2 separate regions of the Homo sapiens genome follow, and region 1 is linked to region 2. Evidence: read pairs that join two places in POLR2A ChIA-PET (ENCODE). Cell type or tissue: A673. All regions are shown on one strand. Region 1 overlaps SLC12A8 (solute carrier family 12 member 8). Region 2 overlaps KALRN (kalirin RhoGEF kinase).

Region 1 (2,500 bases), 400 kb before region 2:
CATGGGCTTCCTGTTCCTTTTGGGCTTATACATCTCGTCCCTGGCTTCCTGCATGGGAGGACTTTATGGAGCTCCCCGCATCCTGCAGTGCATTGCCCAGGAGAAAGTGATCCCTGCACTTGCCTGTCTGGGACAAGGGGTGAGTAATCCTCTTTTTTTGGTTTGTTTTTTGAAACATGTTTTGCTGCTAACCTCACTGTTGGCCCATCAATTGGTTAAGCTTTTCTGATCAGAGCCTCTGGTCAATTTCTTTGGGGTGACACAGAAAATAATGCAGAGGTCATTTCTTTCAGCCCTGTCCTCTGGCTGGCTTAGGTTAGGGCTAAGTAGATGAAGCATCTTAAATGTCCCAGCCACCCAGCCCCTTAGCACTTTTAGGACTGGGTTAGCTAACCAGTCCTAGTACCATCTTGGACCCTGAGCAGCATGAAAATGCAGTGCCCCATCCTTTAATGAAAATGAATTCAGGATCCTCCAGGTTTAGCATAGAAGAAAGCGTGTTTTGGTCAGGAGGCGAGCTGGTCCTTGCAGCTCTAACTCTGCCCTTGAGTTTCAACCGCCCCTTGGGGGTTGCTGTTTGATGATTTCCTACACCTCTGGCGTCTACACTTCCTGTTAACCATCATGAACCAAACCTTAACTGATACATAAAGGGCAGCTCAGTTGAGACATGGCTGGAATGATTAAAATAGACATTCCTAAAGTCCAGGGGAGGACCAAAGAGACATAAACAGAGAATCCCATTTCCCACTAATATGGTTTGCAAGCTAGAGTTCATTTTTGTCTTGTTGGGGTACCCCAGAGGGCCTCCCCAGCCGCTTCCAATTTTCAGCCTCTCTCTGGTTTAGGGAACACATCGTTGCAACTTATCCTTGATTTCTTCCTTTATCTTCCTCCAAAAATGCAGTTTGGTTTTGGACATAGTCCGTTTGAGATCCTATTAGACGTTCACTGGAAATGTTGAGTAGGCAGTTGGATATGTAAACCTGGGTTTCAGGGGAATGTTTTAGGCTGGAGATTCAAATTTGGAAGTTGTCAGTATAATGCCGGTATTCAAAGCCGTGAGCCTAGTTGAGCTCACCAAGGGAGGGAGTACAGATAGAGATCTGAGGATGGAGCCTGGGGCTGCTTTAAATGTGGAGTTCAGAGACGTGAAAAGCCAGCCACAGAAACCAAGAAGGAGCAGCCAGTGAAGAGGGAGGCCAATCAGGAGAAGTAAGGTGAAGAAAGTGTTTCGAAGAGGACTGAGTAGCCAGCTGGGTTAAAGAAGACAGGGACTGAGAAGTGACTGTTGCTTTTGGCCCAAGAACTATGTCAGTGACTGTGATGAAGAGCTCCCAGGAGAGGCAGCTAGCACCTTTTTTCCACTCCTGTCCACCTGAAGGTCACCATACCCACCTCCATTAATAACAGGTGTGTGTAATGTGTGTGTGTGAGTATTTGCGGATACTCAGTGTCAGAATTAGTGTCAGAATTCCCCTCCTCCAGCCACCAGTGATTCTGCTGTGTCTTCCGCAATCTGCCTCTCCCTGGGAAGAATCAACTTTGCATTTCTTTGATTTTCTATGCTGGTATTAAAACCCAATGAAAGACAAAAGGAGGAAATATTTGGGAAGTCAAAGTTCTATAATAATGCCCCATGTTCATAGTTATTCCTATGGCTGGGCACAGTGGCTCATGCCTGTAATCCTAACACTCTGGTAGGCCAAGGTGGGCAGATTGCTTGAGGCCAGGAGTTTGTGACTGGCCTGGGCAACATAGCAAAACCACGTCTCTACAAGAAATACAAAAATTAGCCATGCATGGTGGTGTGCACCTGTAGTCCCAGCTATTCAGGATGCTGAGGTGGGAGGATGGCTTAAGCCCAAGAGGCGGAGGTTGCAATGAGCTGAGATCACATCACTGCAGTCCAGCCTGGGCAACAGAGCCAGACCCGGTCTCAAAAAAAGAAAAAAAAAAAAAAGTTGCTAATGCAACTAATATCTGTGGAGCTTACTGCATGTCAGTCTGTGTGAAGCATTTCGCATGCATGAACTAATCCCATGAGTAGGATATTATTATCTCAAGTTTATAGATGAATAATCACATGGGGAGAAGTGGCTGAGTCATTATGAGTTGTGTTTCTAGCCTGTAACTTCTGAAATCTCTGAAGCGTTCTATCTGAAATTTTATGGTCCTGCATGTTATTTTTGTTCCTGCAGAAGGGGCCAAACAAAACACCCGTGGCTGCCATCTGCCTGACCAGCTTGGTGACCATGGCCTTTGTTTTTGTGGGTCAAGTGAACGTTCTGGCCCCCATCGTCACCATCAACTTCATGCTGACATACGTTGCAGTGGACTACTCTTACTTCTCCCTGTCCATGTGTTCCTGCAGCCTGACCCCGGTGCCTGAGCCGGTGCTCAGGGAGGGCGCAGAAGGCCTCCACTGCTCTGAGCACCTGCTCTTAGAGAAAGCTCCCAGTTACGGCTCTGAGGGACCTGCCCAAAGAGTCTTGGAGGG
Region 2 (2,500 bases):
CATTCGAGTCACTGTTCTACCTAAATGTAATATGTTGTTTTTTTCTCTTGTTTCTTTCAAGATTTTTTTTCATATATTTGTTTTCAGCAGTTTGATTACAATGTGTTCTGGGCATGGTTTTTGTTTGTTTTTTATTTAGGTCACCAAGCTTCTTTAAAAATTTGTGTCTTTTACCAAATTTGGGACATTTCCAGTTGTTATTTCTTCAAAAATTTTTTCTGCACCAATCACTTTTTTCTTTCCCTTAGGAGTTCTAATGACATGAATGTCAGACCTTTTGATATTTTTCCATAGGTCCCTGGGGTTACGTCTAATATTTGTAAAACATTTTTTCTCTCTATTCTTCATGTCAGATAATTTATATTTCTTCCTCTTCAATTTCACCAACTCCTCCATCAGCTTTGTTCTGCTATTGAATCCATGCTGTAAATTTAAAAATTTTAGATATTGTATTTTTTGTTATGCAATTTAAATTTAAAAATCATTTCTATTTCTCTGTCAATAACTTCTATCTTTCCATTCATTTCAAGAGTATTCACCTTTACCTTACAGAGGATGGTTGTAATTGCTACTTTAAAGTCTTTGTGTGATAGTTCCAATATTTGGATCATGTCAGAGCTGGCATCTGTTGATTGTTTTCTTCCCGAGAATTTTTTAAGTTTTTTCTGCTTTTTGTAATGTTGAACAAATTTAGATTGTATCCCAAACATTTCAAATGTTATGTTGTGAGACTGATTCTGTTAAAATCCTCTGGAGGAGTTTGATTTTTGGTTTATTTGTATGTTTTGGTCAGCAATCAACTTGGTTAGGTTCAGACTGCAAGTTCTGTCTCACCTTCTGTGGGAGGTGGTTCTATTGTCAGTTCAGTTTTCAGTGTTTACTATGCTTTTAGGTCTGCCCCTTGTGAGCACCACACAAAGATTAGTCTGAGACTAAACAGTCACTGAGCAGTGGTTTACATCATAGTCCAGTTCTCAGAGCCTTGCTATATTTCTTTGGATGTGCCTCATACAAGCACAGCTGGAAGGTGGCCCAGGATTTGAGTCATTTCATATAGAATTAGGAGATCTTCTTCTTTTGCTTTCTCCTGAGATTTCCCCTGCATTCTTTATCTCCCAAGTGCCCCTTTTTGAAGTTGTCTGGCCAGAAAGATGGGATTCCCTCAGAGGTTTAGCTTCCTGCATTGTCATGCAGTTTCACATGACTGCCCTCGGGGTGAAGCAGTGACAGTAAGGAGACACAAAAAAACAATTAAGCATGAATTATTCTGTTCTCTCCAGCTCAAAGGGTTCCCTTTTCTTTGTCCTTTGGCCAGAAATGTGGGGTTTTCTTGGAGTTTTTGCTGTTTGTGCATGCTACATAGTTCTTTGATTTGGCCCACACTTGTATCAAAGCTGGGGAGATAAAGGAGAAAAGAGGAAAGAAGAAAAAAGGTAGGAAGGAAGAAGGGAAGGAAGGAGGGAAGGAAGGAAGGAGGGAAGGAAGGAAGGAAGGAAGGAAGGAAGGAAGGAAGGAAGGAAGGAAGGAAACTGCTATTCTCCTTGTCATTAGCCATTCTTCAAGTTTTTACTTTACTTTCTTTCCTTTTATTTTTTTGAGACAGGCTCTTGCTCTGTTGCCCAGGCTGGAATGCAGTGGTGCGATCTCGACCTCCCAGGCTCAAGCAATCCTCCCACCTCAGCTTCCCAAGTAGCTGGGACTACAGGTGTGCACCACCATGCCTAGCTAGTTTTTTCTTTTATTTTTTGTAGAGATGAAGTCTCGCCATGTTGCCCAGGCTGGTCTTGGACTCCTGGGCTCAAGTGATCCTCCTGCCTCAGCCTCCCAAAGTGCTGGGATTACAGGCGTGAGCCACCACACCCAGCCCAAGTCTTTTGTCTTTCCACTCTCATCTCTATTATTTAATTTGATACCCAGGTATTGCTTTTTGTATCTTGTCCAGGGATTCTGGTTGTAATCAGTGGGAGATAAAGGCTACAGTGGGCTTACTCTATCTTGGGTGGCATTGGGAGTTGGCTCATTTTGAAAGTTCAGGAATAAAAACGTGTTTGGTGGCAGGGCACGGTGGCTCACACCTGTAATCCCAGCACTTTGGGAGGCTGAGGCAGGCGGATCACCTGAGGTCAAGAGTTTGAGATCAGCCTGGCCAACATGGAGAAACCCCATCTTTACTAAAAATACAAAAATTAGCCGGGCATGGTGGCAGGCACCTGTAATTCCAGCTGCTCGGGAGGCTGAGGCAGGAGAATCGCTTGAACCTGGGAGGTAGATGTTGCAGTGAGCCAAGACTGCATCACTGCACTCCAGCCTGGGAGACAGAGCGAGACTCTGTCTCAAAAAAAAAAAAGAAAAAGAAAAAAGATGTTTAGAAGCTCTGAGCTTGTGGGTGAAGCCTGTCACCTTTTACTTTACTACAGAGTGATTTGACAAGACTGCTCAGTTGGGAAAGCTCCACAATCAGTATCTTTAAGTCTTTCCTTTTGGGCTGGTTAGAGTTCCC

Evidence for each region. ChIA-PET counts read pairs that join two places held together with the same protein. Peaks named below come from ENCODE experiments on the same cell type or tissue, not always from the same donor. Only the 100,000 strongest peaks of a DNase experiment are listed, where the experiment ranks them.
Region 1: POLR2A ChIA-PET joins it to region 2 with 23 read pairs; 2 of 35 experiments call an interaction of 5 or more read pairs at or near these places.

The regions. Positions count from the first base shown.
Region 1 is chr3:125,107,828-125,110,327 of GRCh38, reverse strand. It overlaps SLC12A8 (solute carrier family 12 member 8), which reads left to right. Exons shown (of 14, transcript NM_024628.6): 9 at 1-139; 10 at 2,202-2,500. Among named protein-coding and RNA genes, the nearest start is that of MIR5092, 42 kb to the left of the region's middle. RefSeq lists enhancers at 1,161-1,330, 1,351-1,430, 2,011-2,080, 2,091-2,140, 1,915-2,415 and 1 more. In A673, no CTCF peak of the experiment used is centred here; no DNase peak of the experiment used is centred here; H3K27ac peaks cover 401 bases.
Region 2 is chr3:124,706,423-124,708,922 of GRCh38, reverse strand. The region is part of intron 57 of KALRN (kalirin RhoGEF kinase); the gene reads right to left. Among named protein-coding and RNA genes, the nearest start is that of UMPS, 23 kb to the left of the region's middle. In A673, no CTCF peak of the experiment used is centred here; a DNase peak (open chromatin) is centred at 1,142; H3K27ac peaks cover 2,500 bases.